Linked DNA regions of Homo sapiens: all the other regions are linked to region 1. Evidence: chromatin loops called from intact Hi-C (ENCODE). Cell type or tissue: GM12878. All regions are shown on one strand.

The links. A loop is a pair of places that touch in the nucleus more often than their neighbours do. Peaks named below come from ENCODE experiments on the same cell type or tissue, not always from the same donor. Only the 100,000 strongest peaks of a DNase experiment are listed, where the experiment ranks them.
Region 2: a loop joins it to region 1, with 4 times the contacts of the local background. A loop is called at or near these places in 10 of 110 quality-filtered maps.
Region 3: a loop joins it to region 1, with 3 times the contacts of the local background. A loop is called at or near these places in 7 of 110 quality-filtered maps.

The regions. Positions count from the first base shown.
Region 1 is chr2:215,915,804-215,923,803 of GRCh38, forward strand. No RefSeq gene overlaps it. Among named protein-coding and RNA genes, the nearest start is that of LINC00607, 76 kb to the left of the region's middle. RefSeq lists enhancers at 6,118-6,757, 6,758-7,398. In GM12878, a CTCF peak has its summit at 4,527 (motif pointing left); DNase peaks (open chromatin) are centred at 2,408 and 4,491; H3K4me3 peaks cover 622 bases; H3K27ac peaks cover 1,024 bases.
Region 2 is chr2:215,808,346-215,816,345 of GRCh38, forward strand. All of the region lies in intron 1 of LINC00607 (long intergenic non-protein coding RNA 607), which reads right to left. Among named protein-coding and RNA genes, the nearest start is that of LINC00607, 31 kb to the right of the region's middle. In GM12878, no CTCF peak of the experiment used is centred here; a DNase peak (open chromatin) is centred at 3,426; H3K4me3 peaks cover 1,419 bases; H3K27ac peaks cover 1,240 bases.
Region 3 is chr2:215,724,793-215,732,792 of GRCh38, forward strand. The region is part of intron 5 of LINC00607 (long intergenic non-protein coding RNA 607); the gene reads right to left. It also overlaps the pseudogene LOC124906139. Among named protein-coding and RNA genes, the nearest start is that of LINC01614, 11 kb to the left of the region's middle. In GM12878, no CTCF peak of the experiment used is centred here; DNase peaks (open chromatin) are centred at 3,519 and 4,029.

The sequences.
Region 1 (8,000 bases):
ACATTGTCTAAATACATCATTTCAAGTTATGTGATTCTATGAGGCCTCTGTGCCTTTCCTTGACTTTCAGTGTTTTACAACTCTTTAAGTTGTGGATAATTGGTAGTGACACAAACAGTTCTTTGTCCATAAACATGCAAGTCAATTTTGTTCTCTGAAAATACACCATTGGTTTTCCTCCCCCACTGTGGAATGAGACAGTTTTGCATCTATTTGTAAATTTATTGCAACGTCGTTTGCTGGTTCTTTAAATTTTCCTTTGAACTAGTTGTAACATCTTACTAGTTCTTTCATTAATTAATGATTTAAATAAAATCTCTAATGTGTATTGATTTTATATTTGAGATTTGTGATTCTATTCTATTTTGGAAATTATAAAACCCAGAGAACAGTACAAAATTGTTCTTTACTTTCCTCATTGAAGAATCCATGGAGTCCACCTCAGGCGGTCAAAGAACCCCTCCTGTCTGGTCTCTACCTTGTTCTCTCCTCACTTCCACTCCTAAAGTCTTCTCAGTCTTTTTAGCCATTTACCCTTATGTCAGAGGTATTTCAACCAGTATAACTCCATCTTGAATAGGAGGTGGGTAAAATGAGGCTGAGACCTACTGGGCTGCATTCCCAGACAGTTAAGGCATTCTTAAGTCACAGGATGAGATAGCAGGTCAGCACAATATACAGGGTATAAAGACCTTGCTGATAAAAACAGGTTGCAGTAAAGAAGCTGGCAAAACCCACCAAAACCAAGAGGGAGAGAGACCTCAAAACCCACCAAAACCAAGAGAGAGGCCTCTGGTTGTCCTCACTGCTACACTCCCACCAGCGCATGACAGTTTACAATGACAGTTTACAAATGCCATGGCAACTTCAGGAAGTTACCCTATGTGGTCTAAAATAGGTTATGGAGAAATACCAATGGTGTATTTACAGAAAACAAAATTTACTTGCATGTCTATGGACAAAGAACTGTTTGTATCACTACTGGTTATCTACATGCCTATATGGCATGAATAATCCACCCCTTGTTTAGCATATCATCAAGAAATAACCATAAAAATGGGCAACCAGCAGCCCTCGAGGCTGCTCTATGGAGTAGCCATTCTTTATTCCTTTACTTTCCTAATAAACTTGCTTTCACTTAACTCTATGGACTCACCCTGAATTCTTTCTTGCACGAGATCCAAGAACCTTCTCTTGGGGTACAGGTCGGGACCCCTTTCCTGTAACACTTAGGGCAGATTCTTAGGCAGCCAATTCTATCTGAAAGGAGAAGAGGAGAATATTTTAATTCTTTTGTTCCCTCAGCATATTACAGCTACAAAAATTAAATAAATCTTCCCAGTGCTAGTATTCGTGATCCATCAGTCCAAAATTCGAGTGTGTTATGCTATTTCCAGTAGTCAAAGATCCCTTCGGTGAAAGGGGAGGAAGAGCAGTTAAAACTCTATTCTGCCACTCTGTATTGCCTTTCATCTTTTATTAAAATGACAGGTTGCTAATTTGTCCTTCCATTAATGAGAATGTTTTTTGTTTGTTTGTTTGTTTTGAGACAGGGTCTCGCTCTGTTGCCCAGGCTGGAGTGCAGTGGTGCGAACTAATGAGGATGTTTTTAACTGATCCCCACTCTTTCATCTCATCTATTTTATGGCTTGAAATGAGTTCAGGTCATTAATTGAGCATTTACTATAGGGTAGGCATTGTTTTATTTGCTGGGAATTCATAGACCTCAAAGAGCTCACAGTTTGAAAGGGTCACTTTCACATAAATGAGTATTTATAATACAATGTAGCCATGCAGCACATAATAAACCTGTACATTTTCAGGACAACTGTTCTGCAGGAGACGTCCAGCCTGTGGCTAGTTAACGCAACTAAAGTTTCAGCAAAGCACTCAAGCGTAAGGTCCTTAAAGTTTTTCTCATTAAGTTTTTGTTTTTTTGTTTTTGTTTTTGAGATGGAGTCTCGCTCTGTCGCCCAGGCTGGAGTGCAGTGGTGCCATCAGGGCTCACTGCAAGCTCCGCCTCCCAGGTTCACGCCATTCTCCTGCCTCAGCCTCCCGAGTAGCTGGGACTACAGGCGCCCGCCACCACGCCCGGCTAATTTTTTTATATTTTTAGTAGAGACGGGGTTTCACCGTGTGTTAGCCAGGAGTCATTAAGTTTTAATAAGTCCAACCATCTCCAGACCAGAACCCCTCTGAATATGAAATAGGAGAAGTGAGATATCTCACACAGTAGCTATCAAGTTACTACTCACAAGCCAGAAAATGTCAGGGCTTACTTTGGCTTTCAAGTTCACAGTTCCATGAAATACAGAGTTAGGAAGGCTATCTTGATGAGCATTCTTCATTGGACCTCTCTGCCTTTGGACTTTTCTCTGCCTTGGACATTCGGGGAGCTGTTCTGCTTGGGGGTGCCTTTGTTAAGTGAAATGGGCAATTCATTTCCCTGACCACCAAGAGACATCCAGAATTTGTCATGTTTTATGAGTAATTTTGAAAGTGCTTACTAGACCTCCCTCCCTTTTCAACTGCTCAGGCTCAGTAAGCTTTTAAACTTTCTATTTCGTTACAGTACAAACAACTCTACAAGCAGGCCTCCTGCTTCTCCCCTCAGGCTATGCAGAATTATTCATACTCAAGGTCTAAAGAGGAACATCAGCACGAAGGAAAAACAGACTAAAGAGTGAAAACAAATTAGCAATCCAAACAGCTCTCTCCCAGCCTGTCACTGGAAGGCCTTTGGTGTCTCATTCCAGAGTCAAGGGGTTTTCTGAGTTGAAGATTAAAGGATACATTTTCAGGGCTCAGAGAACAGACAATCTGTGAAATGCATATTCACCCAAGGCAGCCAGAACAAGGTGCGCATATGAAGAACCGGGATGGGCCTTCACCCCAAACCAGATGAGCCTTGTATGGATAGTCGGTATTTTGCACCCACTGGGCTCGAGTCTTTCATATTTTATTCATGCTTGGGTAAGGAAAAAAAGAAAGAAGAAAGAAAGAAAGAAAGAAAAAGAAAGAAAGAAAGAAAGAAAGAGAAAAAGAAAGAAAGAAAGAAAGAAAGAAAGAAAGAAAGAAAGAAAGAAAGAAAGAAAGAAAGAAAGAAAGAAAGAAAGGCCATTAAGCTCTCTTTGGGAATGTGGGAAATCTTATCTTAGTTATTCTCAACCAGGGTGATTTTGCCCCACAAAGAAACATGTGGCAAGTGTCTGAAGATATTTTTGATGGTCAAAACTGGCACTGGGAGGTGTTGCTGGCATGTAGTGGGTAAATAAGAAGGAGAAGGCTGAGCACCCTGTGAGGCACATGATGACCCCCACAACTAAGATTTATCTGTTCCAAGATGTAGTTAGTGCAAAGGTTGAGAATCTCTGCCTTAAAATGTAAAGCAGTAAAAACAGAACGTTAAGAAAGCTCCTCCCTCTCTCATGTGTATATTTGTGTATGTCTCTGTTTCCATCTCTCTCTCTCACACACACACACACACACAAACACACTGCCGGCTTCATAGGGGTGAAACCTATGCACATGAGCAGGGTCCCATACTCAGAACAGTTCCTGTACTTGATGTAATCCTCTGCTTCACTATCTTGAAATTCTCAATAATTTTGCATGAGAGGCCCCATATTTTCCTTTTGCCCTGGGCCCTGCACATTACGTATCTGGCCCTGCATGCAAATGCCTGTGCAAGAGACACTCAGCATTTCATGCAGTAGAACCATATGTTCTCCACTACCCTCTTTTTTCTCCCCTAACATTCCACTTTATTATAGTAGTGCATGCTTTCATTCTGTTTTTGAAACCTCTCTTTGGGTTATGGCAGAGCCAACGCTGGAAAATAGACGTGTGTCATGGATTCTGAAGCGTCTGCATATTTTCTTCTTGCCCATCAAACTCTCTAGAAAATCCATACAGGGCACCAAGTGGCAGTCAGCAGATCGTGCGACATAAAAATTTTCTCAAAGACGCTGGAAAGAAGCTGCAGAGGCTTTTCTTTCCTGCAAGGGCAGCAGGGCTCTGCTCTGATCGTCCTTGCAGAGATGACAAAAATGATCCAGGACAAGAATCTTAATATCTGTAATCTAATAAAATCTACTTTCATGTCCATCCTCTTCTTGCCAGTCCTTTTTCATTCAATGTTCTGGATTGTTCACAAACCTATGAATAAGCTTAAAACCTATTAAAAACCTGCAAGGCAGGAACCATCACTTTGCTTCTTGTTAATCACTTTTAATCTACTACCACAAGTCAATCAGCAACAATTTACTGAGCAATTGTGAAGGGATGGAAGACCCTATCTGCAAACAATCTTGTTCACTTTTACAAATGGATCCCTTAAAATGTCCTGTTACTGGAAGGATGCGGACCTCTCAGGGCTCTAGAAGAAGCACCTAAGTGGATTATCTATGAGGCCTACATGAAAAACCAAACAAGAGCAACAATAAATTTGTTTTTTGAATACTGTGCAGTATGACAAACCCTGCCTAAGAGATCCGGGTCTGCATACACGTGTCTCTACTGCCATCTTCTGACGAGCCATCCAGCACAGCCATCCATTAGCGTCTGCCACTTGGGAATCCCTCTGAGCACTTTAGAATTGAACTTACAAAGTAAATGGGCTTTGAAAACAATATTAAAGCACAAATCATAGTCGCTGCCACACTAGTAAACAGTTGAGAACATCAATAATAATTTTTAAGTTTGCAGGCAATTCAACTTAAAACAGTACACATGGAGCAGAATTCCTCACTGTAGTCTGTGAGCAGACAGCCTTGACTGAACAGTGGGACTCTTCAGGGACCCAGGCAAGGACTATGGGAAAGTCCAAGGGAAGAGTCAACAGGCTGTGATCCTAACAGCTCAAATTCTTTTGGAATTTTTGTTTGTCTGTTCCTATGAGGGGAAAAAAGACCAAAGCTCTGAGTCTGCTTTTCTGGGTAAAGTAGAAATACAGCCAATGTTCCTACTTAGGCATCACCTGAGACATGCCTAGTTCTCCTTTCCCTTTTGTTCCTAAAAGCACAGACCAGATTGGCAATAATAACAATGATGGTGATAATGTGGATTCCTCAAGGGTAGAAACCTCATTCTATTCACTGCTGCATTCCCATGACTAGAACAGCAATTCATAGTAGACATTCCAAAGATACGTTTCTTGCAGAGACATGGATGAAGCTGGAAACCATCATTCTCAGCAAACTAACACAAGAACAGAAAACCAAACACTGCATGTTATCACTCATAAGTGGGAGTTGAACAATGAGAACACACGGACACAGGGCAGAGGGCATCGCACACCGGGGCCTGTCGGGGAGTGTGGGGGCTAGGGGAGGGATAGCATTAGAAGAAATACCTAATGTAGATGACGGGTTGATGGGTGCAGCAAACCACCATGGCACATGTATACTTATGTAACAAACCTGCACGTTCTGCACATGCATCCCAGAACTTACAGTAAAAAAAAAAAAAAAAAAAAAAGATACATTCTTAACAAAGGGGCAGTCATAGCTATCATTGACTGATGATGTATTTTATGCTAAATCCTTTACAGTTCTTATCTAATTTAACATCTATAGTAACCTATGAAGCATGTCTTATTATCCATGTGTTGGGTTTTTTTTGTTTTTTGTTGTTGGTGGTGGTGTTTTTTTTTTGTTTTTTGTTGTTGGTGGTGTTGTTTTTTTTTGTTTTTTGTTGTTGGTGGTGTTTTTTTTTGTTTTTTGTTGTTGTTGGTGTTGTTTTTTGTTTTTTGTTGTTGGTGGTGTTGTTTGTTTTTTGTTGGTGGTGTTGTTTGTTTTTTTTTGTTTTTTGTTGTTGGTGATGTTGTTTGTTTTTTTTTGTTTTTTGTTGTTGGTGGTGGTGTTTTTTTTTGTTTTTTGTTGGTGGTGTTGTTTGTTTTTGTTTTTTGTTGGTGGTGTTGCTTGTTTTTTTTTGTTTTTTTTGTTGTTGGTGGTGTTGTTTTTTGTTTTTTGGTGTTTTTTTTTTTTTTTTTTGAGACAGGTCTCCGTCTATCACTCAGGCTGGAGTGCAGTAGCGCAGTCATGGCTCACCGCACCCTCGACCTCCCAGGCCCAAGCAATCCTGCCATCTCAGCCTCCTGAGTAGCTGGAACCACAGGCACATGCCACCACACTCAGTTATTTTTTAAATTTTTTGTAGAGATGAGGTCTCACTGTGGTGCTCTGGCTGGTCTCGAACTCCTGGGCTCAATTGATCCTTCCGCCTCAGCTTTCCAAAACACTGGGATTGCAAGCATGAGCCACATTGCTGACCTCCATGTGTTTTTGATGGAGAGTGAATCACCAGACTTGGCAGATGGCCAGACTGGCCAGAGAGGAATGAATTTATGTTGAGTTGAATAAGCTATAGCCCATGAAGAGGTGGCTACATAAAAATAATAATAAACCTCCATTATTGAGAAATTACTATACACCAGGACGGTGCTTAGCATGATCTTATTTACTCCTAGGAAAAGCTTGATGAAATAAATCTTACTTGGTGTCAGGCCTCTGAGCCCAAGCCAAGCCATCGCATCCCCTGTGACTTGCACGTATATACGCCCAGATGGCCTGAAGTAACTGAAGAATCACAAAAGAAGTGAATATGCCCTGCCTCACCTTAACTGATGACATTCCACCACAAAAGAAGTGTAAATGGCCGGTCCTTGCCTTAACTGATGACATTACCTTGTGAAAGTCCTTTTCCTGGCTCATCCTGGCTCAAAAAGCACCCCCACTGAGCACCTTGTGACCCCCACTCCTGCCTGCCAGAGAACAAACCCACTTTGACTGTAATTTTCCTTTACCTACCCAAATCCTATAAAACGGCCCCACCATTATCTCCCTTCACTGACTCTCTTTTTGGACTCAGCCCGCCTGCACCCAGGTGAAATAAACAGCCATGTTGCTCACACAAAGCCTGTTTGGTGGTCTCTTCACACAGACGTGCACGAAATCTGGTGCCGTGACTCGGATCGGGGGACCTCCCTTGGGAGATCATTCACCTGTACTCCTGTTCTTTGCTCCATGACAAAGATCCACCTATGACCTCAGGTCCTCAGACCGACCAGCCCAAGGAATATCTCACCAATTTTAAATCAGGTAAGCGGCCTCTTCTTACTCTCTTCTCCAACCTCTCTCACTGTCCCTCAACCACTTTCTCCTTCCCACTCTTCAATCTCTCCCTTCTCTTAATTTCAATTCCTTTCATTTTCTGGGAGAGACAAAGGAGACACGGACACGTTTTATCCGTGGACCAAAAACTCCGGCGCCGGTCACAGACTAGGAAGGCAGCCTTCCCTTGGTGTTTAATCATTGCAGAGAAGCCTCTCTGATTATACACTCATGTTTCAAGGGTGTCAGACCACGCAAGGACGCCTGCCTTGGTCCTTCACCCTTAGCGGCAAGTCCTGCTTTTCTGGGGAAGGGGCAAGTACCCCAACCCCTTCTCTCCTTGTCTCTACCCCTTCTCTGCTTTTCTGGGAGAGGGGCAAGTACCCCTCAACCCCTTCTCCTTCACCCTTAGCGGCAAGTCCCGCTTTTCTATGGGGCAAGAACCCCCAATCCCTTATTTCCACACCCCAACCTCTTATCTCTGTGCCCCAATCCCTTATTTCCGTGCCCCAACCTTGTATCTCTGTGCCCCAATCCTGTTTCCGCGCCCCAACCTCTTATGTCTCCGCGCCCCAATCCCTTATTTCTGCACCCCGACCTCTTATCTCTGTGCCCCAACCCCTTTTCCCACTTTTCTGGAAGGTAAGAACCCCCGAACCCCTTCCCACCATTTCTCTACTCTCTCTTTTCTCTAGGCTTGCTTCCTTCACTATGGGCAACCTTCCACCCTCCATTCCTCCTTCTACTCCCTTGGCCTCTGTTCTCAAAAACTTAAAACCTCTTCAACTCACACCTGACCTAAAACCTAAATGCCTTATTTTCTTCTGCAATGCCGCTTGACCCCAGTACAAACTCGACAGTAGTTCCAAATAGCCAGAAACTGGCACT
Region 2 (8,000 bases), 110 kb before region 1:
ACTTTATACCTCTTCTCCTGTGCTCTGGGCAACACAGGACCTGCTTATTCATTTAACTAGAATTCAAACTTCCGTCATAACCCTTAGTGATACTTTCAGTAGAACAGAAAGCCCTGCATGAATACAACTGCATAGGAAAATTTAACATATAATAAAGTCAGCACCTCAAATTAGTGGGAAAAAGATGAACATTTAAGTGAGTAGTATTAGGACAACTATTAACAGATAGATAGCTATACTTTAAAAGGAGGAAATGGATCCATTTCTCACACCATAAAACAAGATAAATTCCAAGTGTATCAGGAATGTAATAAAATGAAACCATACAAATACTACATGAAACATGAGTGAATTGCTTTATTACATGACACTTGGAAAAATGTTCCTAATCATGACTCAAAATCCAGAAGTAAAAAGAGAAAGGACTGATACAATTGACGATGTAAAAAATAAAATAAAGTTAGAAACCTTTATATGTGAAAAGTGTCATAAGTAATGTAAAAAGGGGACAAATGACAAACTGGGGAAAATATGTGCCACTTACGTCACCCAAAGCGATTATTCTTCACATAAACAGAGCTTTTAGAATTTGAGAAGAAAAGACCGATAACACTCTATTGTAAAACGAAACTAAGAAACAATTGATAAGCAAATTCAAGTGACCTACAAAAAGCTCAACAGTGCTAATAGTAAGAGAAGTATAATTTTACACTTCTCTGAGATTCTAGTTCTCAATTATCACTGGATGGGAAAAATCCAAAAGTTTGATCACATAAACAGTTGACCAGACTGTGGGGAAGCAAGCACTTTTGCTCTGCTGGTGGGAATGCAAAATTTCACCTCTCTTCCAGAGGAAGATTTGCTGATACCTTGCTAGATATTTACTCAGCGACACCATGTTGAGTAATCTATTCAAAAGATACATTGGCAAAACTATAAGAAGATGCACAAGGCCATGCATTGCAACACCATTAATAATAATAAAGAACTTGGAAGCAATCCAAATATCCATAATGGAGAATGGATTCAATAAAGAATAAATCAGGATACAGCCATACAATGGAGTACAAGCCTGCTACAAAAAAGAAATGAGAATTATCTCTATATTACCATGGAGTCATCTTCAGACAAGTCCTTAAATTTTTTAAAGGCAGGGAAGGCTTAACATATACAGTTCTTTAAATGGTTATCTATGATGAAAGAAGGAATTATATAGAAGGAGCAGGGCCAGGCACAGTGGCTCATGCCTATAATCCCAGCACTTTGGGAGGCCGAAGTGGGTAAAACAAGTGAGGTCAGGAGTTCAAGACCAGCCTGGCCAACATGGGGAGACCCCTTTTTTTGTATTTTTTTAGTAGACAAGGAGTTTCCCATCTGGGCGTGCTGGTGCATGCCTGTAATCCCAGCTACTCGGGAGGCTGGGGCACAAGAATCGCTTGAACCCAGGAGAAGGAGGTTGCAGTGACCTGAGATCATGCCACTGTACTCCAGCCTGGGTGACAGAGTGAGGGAAAAAAAAAAAAAAGAAGGGACAGGGTCAAAGCAATACTTCTATGAATATACCTTGTTTTGTATATTTGAATTTGGTACAGTGTAAATACTTTGCATAATTATAAAACAAAATTAAACATAACAAAATCAGATACTTAACAATTGAGAGCAAAATTAGTCAAGTAAATACAACTGTGTATCAGATGGATGGCAAAACCACATAGAGGAACTATTCCAAATGACTTTGAAACATTGTAAACTGACTATAAATTTCTATTGAGATATACTCTGTGGACAAAAAGAACTGCAAATAAATCTTAAAATTATCAAATCACTGCAGCTAGTGGTAGGTATTGTTATTCTGAGACTGTCGTGTGCATTGTGAGATTAAGCAAATAAGTAATTGTCTTGGTGCCATCAGAAACCAGGATTTTTGTCATGAGAGAAAGGAAATACAAACGTAAGATGCAGAAGATTGAGTTAAAAGTCCTATTCTATATTTGAATATATATAAATTCATGATGTATTTTATTTAAAAATATATATATATTTCCTACCTCTATCCTCTGAAAAGATCAACCTAAGAGCAATGAGGAGTCTTAATTCTCATATTGCTGTTTCTAGTCATCATTTCCAAATCAAAGCAATCATGCACCTGTAATCCCAGCACTTTAGGAGGCCGAGGTGGGTGGATCACCCTCCTCGAGGTCAGGAGTTCAAGACCAGCCTGACCAACATGGTGAAACCCCCATCTCTACTAAAAATACAAAAATTAGCGGGCGTGGTGGTGCGCACCTGTAATCCCAGCTACTCAGGAGGCTGAGGCAGGAGAATCTCTTGAACCTGGGAGGTGGAGGTTGCAGTGAGCCAAGATCTTGCCACTGCACTCCAACCTGAGTGACAGAGCGAGACTCTGTCTCAAAAAAAAAAAAAAAAAAAAAAGGAAAAGAAAAAAAGAAAAAGAAAAAATGGCTGATTCCAAGTCTGAGAAAGGAAAAGTAGAGGATGAGCCTAGAACATTTTGTCATACTAGACAACGAGGAGGCTCTCAGAGATTACTGAGATTGCTCAAAAGATTCAAAAGACAACTTGAATAGGTTGCCACTGGCCAAAGATAAACTAATTCGACACTTCAGAACACTCACTTCCATTCTTTGAAATCTGTGCTTCCTAGGTGGCTATCTTCAGACTTTGCATTTGAACACTTTAAACTAGATTTTGACCCTTTTGATTATTTTAGGATGACATTTTGGTGACCCAGATGGGACCCAAAGCAAGCCGCCAGTGATCCCCACCATTTCACCAACAACAGTCAGGGCACTGGTATTAGCATGAATGACTTTTGTTCACTCGACCTCACTAGAGCCAGGAGGAGTCTCTGGTGAGGTTCCTCTTCAAGTTCAAATCTCCCTGATTTTTGTTGATATTCAGACCTTATTCAAGCCACCTAATTCCACGCTCAATAGAGCTGGAATTAAAGCTCTGCTTTTCAGGTAAGGTTTTGGGTTTTGTTCTCTAGAGATTCTGCTCTTTGCAGGTTTTGTTTTGTTTATTTTGTGTTTTGTTTTGTTTTTATAGACAGAGTCTTGCTTTTTTTTATAGACAGAGTCTTGCTCTGTTGCACAGGCTGGAGTGCAGTGGTGCACTCATGGCTCACCGCAGCCTCAAACTCCTAGGCTCAAAGAATCCTCCCACCTCATCCTCAGGAGAAGCTGGGACTGTAGGTGCAGGGCCACCATGCCTGGCTAACTTACTTTCTGTAGAGACAGGGTCTCATTATGTTGCCCAGGCTCATCTCCAATACTTAGCCTCAAGTGATCCTCTCAAAGTGCTGGGATTACAGGCATGAGCTACTGTGCCTGTCCTATAGATTTAGGTTAACAGTTGTTTGTTGAACTATGCATTAGAGTTTGTGCAGCCTTTGCTCTCATTCGCACTATGGTCAGGAAAGGAAACCATTTCTCTCTCTGAAAAGAGGAAGTGAATTTTTTTGTGGTTTAAGCAAAGTTTGTAATTAAAAAAAAAAAAAACTGGCTAAACTTGGAAGCTGGGTTCATTTGACATATCTAAAGTCCCTTCTGAGTGGCCAAAGCCAGGGAAAAGCTTTTAATCAGAATGAAGATAAATCCTGAAGATAAGGGACACTATTCTTCCTGGACAAAATGTACCTTAGGCAACTAGGTTCCTGTGGGAGTGTTTGAGCTCATTGCTTGTGATGTGCAATGGTCCCATAGGCAATCCTCAAAGAAGAACACAGGGGGAATCTTGCTTAACCCAGGGGGCCCCATGAAAGGCTGCTCTCCCTGTGCCTTAAGCACCCAGGACTCATGGGTTTTGCCAAGATGTGTAAGAGGGGAGAAGCAACTCGTAGGTGACACCTTGAGGAGTAATCCTCATTGGGCAGCACACCACATCCAAAACATCTTTCACTTTCAGCTTAAAAAGAACTTAATTTATGGGCAGTTATCTATGTAAAACCACATCTTCCTTCTGAAAGGAGAGATCAACCTATGGAAACTCCAGTTGGATTCCTAGGCAATACTTATGGGGCCACCTCCTGTCAATATCTAGAGAAATAGTCTTAACCCGTGAAGACACCAAACTACAATGGCCAAAATGAGATACTTTTGAAATACCTAAATTAGTTTATTTACACACACAACTAGAAAAACAGCTCTAAAATTAAACAATAATTGGGAGAGTTACTTCCAATGGTACTTAGACCTTTTCAAGAGAGGCTCTGACAAAGTTCTTTCCCTATAGGAAGAAGACATAAAGCTCTCCAAAACCACTTCTGAATTAAAGACAACTGCTTTAATATGCAACAAATGTTAGGCTGTGGTGAGCTCAGGTAATTGAGACTCCAGAAGCAAGTAGAACCGATGTATTGAACAGGCGAACTTCTAGGGGATTAAGGATATAGATGACTGTTAAAGGTCAGCATCCCCCTAATTCTGTCCTTCACATTACAATCTCTAGGTCCAATCATCTAAACCCTGTCACTCTTCTACCTCTGGCTTCAGATGAGAGGGCACAAGATTGCAAAATCTTAACCAACCGCTTCTCTCTCCCAGACAGACCTCCAGGAGACTCCCCTTCCTAGCACTGATGTTGTTTGGTTTACAGATGGATCTAACTTAAAGGATGAATCTGGGACTTATTGTGCAGGTTATGCTATAGTATCTTTAATGGGAGAAATAGAAAGTGATTGCCTTCCAGGAGCCACATTCACTCAACAAGCAGAACTGGTAGCATTAATCAGGGCCTGTCAACTGGCAAAAGGAATAACTGCTAATATTCATGCAAGCAGCAGATCTGCTTTTGGAGTTGCTCATGATTTTGGAATGCTATGGAAACAAAGAAGGTTTTTAACCACTTCTGACCAGTCTGTAAAAATTGGACACCTTATTTCACAATTGCTAGAAGGCTTATTATTATACCAAGATCACTGCCCATTATTAAAATCCCAGATCACCCCAAATCAGATACTCCAGAAAGCAAAGGAAATCAGCTAGCTGATAAGGCAGCAAAAAGAGCTGCACTAAATGCATCTAAACAAGAAAAGTAACCTATATTAACTTTTAAAGAAGCACCTGAATTTGACAAAAAATGAGCTAAGTACAGAGCTCCAGAAGCTGAACAGGAAAATTGGAAGACGAAAAGGAGAACATACTCTCCCAAAGATGAGGTGTGGTGTGGGCCAAATAATTTACCTATGCTTCCTGCTGAATTACAGTCGTCATTTTTAACCTATAGACGTGATTCAACTCATTGGAGCCTTGATGAAATGGTTGCTTGGGGAAAACAATACTTTCAAAAACCATCTCTGATTATAGCTCACAAGGTATACAATCACTGCCATGTATCTGCTCAAAATATAATCTAGGGAAACCTTTACACAGTTCCCGAGGACATTTGCCTTTAACTGAAGGCCCCTATGAAGTACGACAATTAGATTCTATTCAGCTGCCACCACTGCAAGGATACCATTATGTTCTAGTGATTATTTGCATGTTTTCTCATTGATTAGAAGTCTATCCATGTAGAAGAGTGACTGACTGACTGCCTTAGCAGTAAGTAAAATTCTTTCAGGAAAGATTATTCTGACTTGGGGAGCTCCCTTAAAACTCCACAGTGACAGAGGTACTCATTTTACCAGACAGAAAATTCAGTCAGTATGTAAAAGTTGGCCTCTCCTCCAACACTTTCATTGTGCGTGTCATCCCCAATCATTTAGATTGGTGGAGCATACAAATTGAATAATTAAGATTCAATTGGCAAAAATAACAGAAGTTTTAAAGATTCCATGGCCAAAGTCTCTTCCATTGGTTTTTCTTAACCTAAGATCAGTCTCATTTAGAAAATGTCAGTTGTTGCTATAACTGGCAAACCTATGAATCTGTCCCCATGGAATTGTAACTCCTTAATTGTAAAGGGAGACATGTTCCCTTATTGTTATTACCTTATGAAACAATTAACTAAAAATTATAATCTAGTAAAAGATTATTAGAGACCTCTCAGGAAATGAAGAATTAAAGACTCACAGTCTTTAACCAGGGAATTTTGTTTATTGGAAATGACATATTTTAAAAGACTGTTTCTGACCGAAGTAGAAGGGCCCTTCCAAAGTGTCCCTTACTAAACCTCGTGCTGTTAAATGAGAAAAAATAGACTCCTAGATCCATGTTTCTCATCAAAAAAGGCTGTATCTCCTGAGTGGAATGTTTCCCCGGAAGATGACTCTCAGCTCAAGTTAATGCCAGGTCGAAAAGAAGATGATATCTGATGTAGACAGCTAAAACCCAAGGCTTCAGACCAGGTCTATATCTGAACAAATGCTTAATATTAACATTCGTTAATAAATAGATGATGAAGATTTTCCTTTACAAGCTCCCACTAAACTTCTTTTTATTCTTAGTTCTCATGTCTTGGTTCTGCTATCACCAGCTGTTGCCCTTGAAGCAAACTTCTCTTTGCAAAGTGCCCAAGACTATGCTAAAAGCTTTCAAAAATATCCTTGTTGAGTATGTGGTCTCATGCCCTTTCTAGTAGTTTTGGCCAATTATGATGGGTATCTCCCAGGAAAAGATTGGATAGAATATCAGAAATATATCTGTGTTTCTCAAAAATAGTCATCGATGTTTGACACTAGTAGGACTAAGGATAATGTACATCACTGGCCTATTAATAATACTTTACGGAATAAAGATCATAGTAAGAGCTTCTCGGTAAAAGAAACTAGTCCATTAGCTTTCATGCTGGTACTGTCCCTCCTGAGAGATGAAACAACCAGACTGCCCCAATTGAGAGTTGAGACAAGTCAATTTTAGAATGATACAACACAAATTTGGGATGGTTTTATCTGGCTTGCCCCCTTCTTTGGCCAGCTCAGTCAGCTTGTCACCTTATTTTTGGAACAGAGAAATTATACCAAACATACCTGTCCCAATAGCACTAGAGACAGAGTACTGATTGGCATGCCACCTAATGGGCACAACCACCAGGTATTCATTGGTTAGTTCCAAATGGAACATCTGGGCTTTGTGGCACTAACTTATGGTCACAGTTACCCCCAAGATGGTTAGGCGACATTCCTCGGGATATGCTTGGGCACAGGGTTGAGTAGTTCATACTCTGCTAAAACCTGCCAATTTTCCTCATTCGCAATCTCATTGGGTTTGTTCTATGTTTCACGGGTATGACCATTTATTAGCGTTCATCTTCATACTACAGCTGGGTATTGAGGATGTCATTTGGTGTGTAGAGGCCCTAACAATGATACATAAAGGCCCTAAATGATAGCCATATGGGTATTTCATTATTAAACAATGAAGTTACTCTTGTGAGAAAGGCTGTATTACAGAACTGTATGGCTTTAGACACACTTGCTGCAGCCCAAGGGGGAGCTTGTGCTAACGTAGAAACTGAGTGTTGTGTCCAAATCCCTGATGAATCAGGTAACATCACTAAATTAATGGCTGATATGAAAACCCAAATAACTGACTTTTCAGATCAAAGGCCCTTTCCAAATGATTGCCTAAGCAGCTGCTTCAGATCTGAGAAACTTGGTGGCAAAACTTGTTACTTATTCTAGTAATTATAATTATTTGTGGTGTTTGGTCCTGTTTTTGTCTACACTGCTGTTACTGCATTTGTTTGCAATTGAACCAATGCACAACTGAAAAGTCTGGAATAATGGTCGCTCAAAGAATTTCTTTGATTGAAGAGGCAGTCATGCAGCCTGAATCAGGTTTCAGGACCATTTCTCTCGTGTTTGCTTTATAATTCAGCTTTGGTCCTTTCCAACTTTCCCCCTCATGGGACATGACTTCCTAGGAATGAGCCTTCCTAGCAATGTGGGATTTTGACCTACATACATGACCTAAATACATGATTCTTCTGCAATGCTTTCTCCAAAAGATTTTAAAGAAATGGGTGAAATTGAAATGAAAATAAATTTTAGGACCCTCTGAATTTATTATGCCAAGGGGAAGTTAAGCCCTGGAGAC
Region 3 (8,000 bases), 190 kb before region 1:
TTATTTTTTTTCCATAAGTTATTAGGGCACAAGTGGTATTTGGTTACATGAGTAAGTTCTTTAGTGGTCATTAGTGAGATCCTGGTGCACCCATCGCCCGAGCAGTATATACTGCACCATATATGTTGTCTTTTATCCCTTTTAGCCCCTCTCCCACTCTTCCCCCCAAGTTCCCAAAGTCCATCGTATCATTCTTACGCCTTTGTGTCCTCATAGCTTAGCTCCACATATCAGTGAGAACATACAATGTTTGGTTTTCCATTCCTGCGATACTTTACTTAGAATAATAGTCTCCAATCTCATCCAGGTCATTGCAAATACTGTTAATTCATTCCTTGTTATGGCTGTGTAGTATTCCATTGTATATATATGCCATAGTTTCTTTCTCCACTTGTTGACTGATGGGCATCTGGGTTAGTAACCATTTTGCAATTGTGAATTGTGCTGCTATAAACACATATGTGCAAGTATCTTTTTCAAATCATGACTTCTTTTCCTCTGGGTAGACACCCAGTAGTGGGATTGCTGGATCAAATGGGAGTTCTACTTTTAGTTCTTTAAAAGATCTCCACCCTGTTTTCCATAGCGGCTGCACTAGTTTGCATTCCCCACAGCAGTGTAGAAATGTTCCCTGATAGCTGCATCCATGCCAACATCTACTGTTTTTTGATTTTTTTATTATGGTCATTCTTGCAGGAGTAAGGTGGTATCTCATTGTGGTTTTAATTTGCTTTTCCCTGATCATTAGTGATGTTGAGCATTTTTTCATGTTTGTTGGACATTTTGAGAACTGTCTATTCATGTCCTTAGCCCACTTTTTGATGAGATTGTTCCTATTGCTGCTTTAACATATTTCCACAACATTAGTGCCTTAAAACAACACGCATTTATTATATACAGTCCTAGAGGTCAGAATTCCAAAATCTATATATAAGGCTGCATTTCTTCTTCTTGGAGACTCCAGGGGAGAACCTATTTCTTCACCTTGTTAAGTTTACAAGGTGCTGCACACATTCCCCTGGCCCCTTCCTCCAACTTCAAAACCAGCAGTGTAGTATCTTTTCTCCTCTCTGACCTCTGCCTCTGTTCTTACATCTTCTCCCTATCTTCTGACCCTCTTGCCTGCTCTTATGAGAATCCTATGATTACATTAGTCCACCTGATAACGCAAGATAATCTCCACATCTCAAGACCTTTAGTTTAATCACATCTACAAAATCCTTTTTACTTTGGAAGGTAACATATTTGCAGGTTCCAGGCATTAGGACATAAACATCCTCAGGGCCATTTATTCATTCTACCACAAGAATGAAGAAAAAAAAAAAAAGCAAAAAAAAGAAAAGAAAGAAAGGTGGGGACAGGGAGAGGGGAGGGAGGGAGGGAAGGAAGGTAGAGAGAGAGGGAGGGAGGGAAGGAAGGCAGAGAGGGAGGGAGGGAGGAGGGAAGGAAGGAAGGAAGGAAGGAAGGGAAGGAAAAATGTCTCTCTGCTCCAGTTTTTATTCATGTGTAACCACTGAATTCAACTCTCAATGGGAAGAATAACAAAAAGGTTGAAGCTCTTTAATCTCCTATGCTTTTTAAGTATAAAATTTCAGCTAACGAGGAGTGCATGATGCAAGCCATCTATACTAGAAATGGAGGGAAGGGGTAGCTTCAACCGTGTCAAATACCCAGAGAACATTCTAATGTGTTTAGATCAGTCTGGGGAATCATTTATAAATCATTCTGGTTTTAAACATTTTGAATCTTTCTTAGATATGTATTTTTAAAAGTCTTTCCTCTACCATTTTTCTGTGTCAAAGTCTATGGAAATAACCACTAAGATAAAGAATCATAAAAACTCACTAGCTTATGTTTTCATGTGTTTTATGTATAAGGATATGTTTTAGGTTCTACATAAAGCATATTAAGGTATGCCCAGAAAATAAAATCATGTCCCCCACATTTTGTTGAGAAACAATGATGGTTAGGTTACAGCCAAATTTTTTTGCTCATTACAAGGTCTGAAATACAGCTTTTGATTTCCTTTGTCTGAGTAGAATGTATAACCTTTCTAAATTTATTTTTATTTTCCAACATATTATTTGCCTTGATACTGATGTATGTGGTATACTTATAAAGATAAATCTTTCTTCTTTCCTTTCCTAATTTGTTCAAACCTTTGATGAGAAGAACCAATATTGTAAAGAATGCTGATGGCTTCATAAATATTTTTATCATTGAATTTCAAAAAAGCACATACAATAGTTACATAACTCTTACTCCCATTCATGTGTCATCTTTGGAGTCTATGGTTAATAATAATAACACTAAAAACAATGGATTTAGATTGAGTAGGTACCTGTACATGGGTAAATTCATTGATTCGTTAAATATTTACTACTACCTCAAAGAGAGTAAACAGCCTGGTGGGAGAGACAGGCACAGTGACATGCTGAAGCTGGCTTAAGCTGGGTCTCATTGGCTCCCAAGAGCCAATTCTCTGCATCTCTTCTCAATTCCACTTCATTGACATCAAGTTAGTAGCTTGAAATCAGCCATGGTGAGAGTGAGAGTATTTACACCACAGAAATTGGCAAACACTATAAATTTGGGCTTTTTGTTAGACATTCACCAGGCACCACTGCAATACATAGATGTGGCTAACAATGTGATGTGTTAAGAAACAAGAGAGATAATAAAAGCACCAAGAAGGGGTGCTGAACACAGTTAGAAGGATCAAAAAACCTTCCCTTTTGGGGCTAACCTCCAATATCACCTCCTCTGAGAGGCCTTTCAATACAACCTTCCTGAAAAAATCCTGCTCCCAGGCATGCTGTCATACTACACTGTGCATTTCTTTCAGAAAATCTGCCACAGTTGGTGATTATCTTACTTATTTTTACTTATCTGTCTCCCTTACTGGGATGTAAACTCTTCAATGCAGGTTCTTATCTGCCTTGTCTCCCTGGCTACTAAAAGGCACTCAAAGTATTTTTTTAAAGTTAGTGGTGGAGTAGCAGTAGGGTCTCAAAGGATGAGCAGAATTTGGCTAGGCAAAGAACTAAAGGTAGAACATTCTGAGCAGACAGAAATACAAAGAGTGGTGGCCAGAGAAAGATAGTGTGTGCATAAAACTTACAGTCCAAATTAAGGAGTGGCCTCTACACTGGATCATGTGAGCCACAGGGACTCATGAAGGCCACTGTTCAAACTCCTATTTACCCAGAGATGAGCAAGAGCATGGCTAACTCCAAATTGGCACAGATGTGGTTTTAGGTCAGGAAAGAAGAAAACTAATGAAACATCTCTCTCCTATCTGATTGGTAAATTGAAGTTCTTTTTCCTCAGTAGAAGGGATTTATCCCTAAAAAGCATTGCTGAATCTCCCCAATTCAGAGTGTTCAAAGTGTGAAGCATTTGATAGCATTTAAATTGAAACAAATAAACAAGGCAATGAGGATATGTTGGTTTCCCCCATGTGCATTATTGAAGTCCTTCTGCAAATAATTGTGGTCTCTTGACAATGCTGCATGTATTAGATCATCTGAGAAATGTATTAAAGGGGTTTTCTGTTCAGTGAGGGAGCAGGGTGTTCAGTACCTAAGGAGATAAGCTAATTTGACTACAGGTATTGAGTCTGCATAAAGCATTGAGCCAGTGCCCTCTCCCACTTCTCCAACATGCCACAATCTATTAGATGAGGCGATAGGATCTTCAATGGGATGAAGAAAGGATAAAATGATGGAATGACTAATTCTGCTGGGTGAAATTCAGCAAGGTTTCAGGGGAAGGTAATGTTTGGTTTGGCCTTAGGAGATGAGTAGAACTTGAGCAGGCAAAGTCTCAGTGGAGGGGGCACTTCAACAGGAAGAACATGCTGATCCAAACCACAGAGGCCAGAAGTCAGGGTGTAGATATATTTGAAGGCTCATGGAACTGCCACACATAGATTAACTTACACAACTCTGAGCAGAACAACTGCCAATGTGCTTTTGCAAAACAACATTCTAATTTTACTTCGGTTTTCATAATGGCAAAGTGATTCATTAGTTCCTATTACACATTGCAATTTCAAAATGATAAAACACTGAGAGTCCTTTCTTAATTATGAAAGTTCAAAAAAGGGAACTTAAGCCAAATCTGCTGTTTCCACTCAGCAAATGTGTGGCCACAAGAGGTGCTTGACCCGCCTGCACACAACTCCTATTAAGTCTTGTCCATACAAGCTTAATAATAAGATAATATCTTTGCTTTGTATACACAGTGGAGCCTCATATGCATACCATAATTGACTATGCAGGGTTAGAGAGGCCCCAAGTCAAGTTATGTCACAGCCACGGCATAATCAACTATATTCATTAAAAGCACAATCAGGCCAGGCTCACACCTGTAATCCCCGCACTCTGGGAGGCCAAAGCAAGTGGATCACCTGAGGCCAGCCTGGCCAACTTGGTGAAACCCTATCTCTACTAAAAATACAAAAATTTATGGGGCATGATGGTACTTTTTTGTAATCCCAGCTACTCGAGAGGCTGAGGCATGAGAATTGCTTGAACCCAGGAAGTGGCGGTTGCAGTAAGCTGAGATTGCGCCCCTACGCTCCAACCTGGGTGACAGAGTGAGGCTCCATCTCGATAAATAAATAAAAACAAACAAACAAACAAACAAATAAATAAATAAATAAATAAAAGCACAATTCAGGTAAAACTCACTTGAAGACAACTTAAAATGTGAAAATAACTGATTTCCAAAATGGACATACAAAGGTGATTGTTTTATACTTATTTCACCATTGGTTTCACTTAAATAGTGAGTTTTAAAATGACAATTTATCAAAAGCTATTTTCATCAGAAATATATTTTGTGTGTAAAGAAAAGCACCCCAAGGGCTGCTTGGTGACCAAGAACAGAGACTGATTCTGGCTGGCTTAAGTTAAAACAGAAATTCTTGTATGAATATTATCAGAGAAAGATAGTGTGTGCGTAAAACATAAAGTCCAAATTAAGGAATGGCCTCTAGACCACTAAATAAAAGATAAAGCTGGAAATAGAGCTCAAAAAAATCTGTGCCTCCCCAACCCAGAAAAAGAGGGCAGCTCTTGGAATCCAGATAGAACTGATAGGAAGTGCCTCTTTGATCATTTTTCTGATCTTTTTCACTCAGCTCAAGCTTCAAATTCCCAGGATAAAATGACCAATCTGGAATTATCCAGAGACAATCACACCCCTTCAATTACAGTCCCACGGAAGCTACACAGGTTCGTGGAGAATGGTTTCCTCAAAGGAAATTGGTGCTTTTATCAAAGAGGGTAGAATGGGTTGGGCATAGTGGCTCATGCCAGTAATCCCAGCAATTTGGGAGGCCAAGGTGAAAGTATACCTTGAGGACAGGAATTCCAGACCAGCCTGGGCAACATAACAATATCCTGTCTCTAGAAAAAAAAAAAAAATAGCTGAGCGTGGTGACACAAGCCCATAGTCTTAGCTACTCGGGAGGCTGAGACAAAAGGATCACTTGAGCCCTGGGCAACAGAGCAAGACCCTGTCTAAAAAAGAAAAAAAAAAAAAGAGAGTAAGAAGGTGGAATGAATACCAAGTAGCCAGAAGATGAGGAATAGCCATTCTAACCCCTAACCTGAGGGTGTTCTGCCTGTGATTAGTCCTGACTCACTATACCAGTGTGATACAGTTGAGAATTTTGTCTTTCTCCTTATCCAGCCTTTCCCTGACCCTTTTTGTTCTGAAGAGGTCAGTAGCAACTTCTAGAATCTGTTTGTGGAGGGAATTTTAAAATACATACCTGTTGGTTAGTCGGTGTTTCCATGTGATACTTTTTACATACTCAACAATTTACTTATCCCTCCATATATAGCAATATGAGTGTTATCTAACCACTAGGAATTTTTCTCCATGAAGTCTATAGTCACATGCTAGTGAGATAATTTAAATATGTCCACAGAATACAGAATATTTTTCAAATAAGTTTTTAAAAGCTTAAAAGGAAAAAGACTAATTAAAAAAAGGCTTTAGGTCTTTCGTACCAAACATTCTATTAAGCAGATATTTTTTGTGTAAGTTACTTAATTACACAGTTGAGCACTGTGTAAACACATCTCAACTCTCTATATCAACTTATGTAGCTGTTAAATAAAAAACCTATAGTATGTACAATATGTTGCATTTTTCCATAGGAAAAAAATGAGTTCTGTCAACATGTCCAGCCAAGCTAAAGTAGAATGACTTCAGCTACAAATATCTAGAAATGCTGAGTAAAACAGGATAAAAAAGAATTTGTTTTTAAATGCCCAGCTAAGCTCATGAGAAATAATGAAGAATTCCAAGAATACGGAAATGACCAGGTTCCAGAAAGGCAGAGGATGTCCAAATGGATGCAGCAGTGGCCTTGGGGTGGGAAAAGCAGAGGGGCTCAGATGATGCTGGGAAATAGGCCCTCCCATCTACACTAGGACAAGATACAAGAGTGGGCCATGCAAAGAGGACAGTGGCGGCTGAGACCTCTAGATCAAGCTAGAGTCCTACAGCGCTACAACCTCAGTATAAAGGAACTGGACAAAGTCCACCTACCCACCAGGGAAACAGCAAAGAGGCTTGCCTCAGCCCTAAGAGCAGGGTGGGAAAGGAAAGTTTCCCACGAGAAAATGAAGCCCCATGGCCATGCCAATCCTAGGCTTGGAAGCTGAATTTGCACTTTCCTTGTGATATGGGATTTCCCCAGTTTGAGACTGACATAGATGTTGCTCCTGAGCTGGTTGCCCAGGGCTCCTTGAAGAAGAAAATCCAAAACATCTCTAGAAGGATATTCCACAGGAATTACCACAGGGATTACCACAGAGGAAAAAAATTTGCTAAAGATCGGGTTATAATTTTTTTTTAATTATATAGTATATGAGGTAAAGATCCAACATGAGTGAGGATCCAAAGCTCTCTCAGAATCCAAAGGTCTCTGCCATAGAAAAGCAGATATCATTTCCAAATTATTTTATTTATTTTATTTTTATTATATTTTTAGAGATGGAGTCTCACTCTGCCACCCAGGGCTGGAAGTACAGTGGTGTGACCATAGCCCACTTCAGCCTTGACTTCCTGAGCCCAAGAGATCGTCCCACCTCATCTCCCAAGTAGCTGAGAGTACAGGTACATGCCACCATGTCCAGTTTCAAATAATTTTATATTATCTGGAAGCTAGTATGAAAGAAATATTAAAATGACTAAAGAGATTAAAGAAGGAATAAAATTCATAATGAAAGAATAAGACATTATGACAAAAGAACACACACAATTTTTAAAAGAACCAAATGGAAATCTGCAAATAAAAGATAAAACCTGAAAAATTAATGGATTGGTTAAATAACAGACTGGACTCTGATGAAGAGAAAATTAGCTAACTGGAAGAAAAATCCTGGCATATTACTTTGAATGTAGCATGGAGAGACTTTTTTAAATGTAAAAAAACATAAAAGGTGGAAAGTAAGCAAGATGAAAGATGGTGTGCATAGGAGCCAAGAGAAAACTTCCCTTTAGAAGTTTTACTGAAAAATCAACTAGAAAAAGGCATATTATTTATTTTATTTTATTTATTTATTTGCCTGCTAGACAAATTCTAAAAGAGCTTTAACATTGCCAAAAGGCAGGTTAATAGGAGAAAGGCATACAAGTGTATTAGCATGTACAGGAGACATACAGAGATCTGAAAAGCAAGATGCTTGATGCTTTTATACCATCTTGAAGTTACAGAAATAACAGGGGCTCAGAGAATGGCCCAAAACACGTTTTGATGGTAAATCAGGTTATGATGGCAAGACCAGGTTATGGGAGGAATAGAGAGGAAGCCTGGCTAGTAAAGGTGGTCTCCTTATGTAGAGGAAACCTCACAGGTGGCAGCCCTCAGAGAGAATAGGTAGTAAGTGTTTCTTTAGGCCCTTAACGGTGTCAAACTCTCAGTTAATTTTTCCTAAATTGGACAAGGGAGAGCCTCAGAGAAAGCCTGGCTTTGTCAA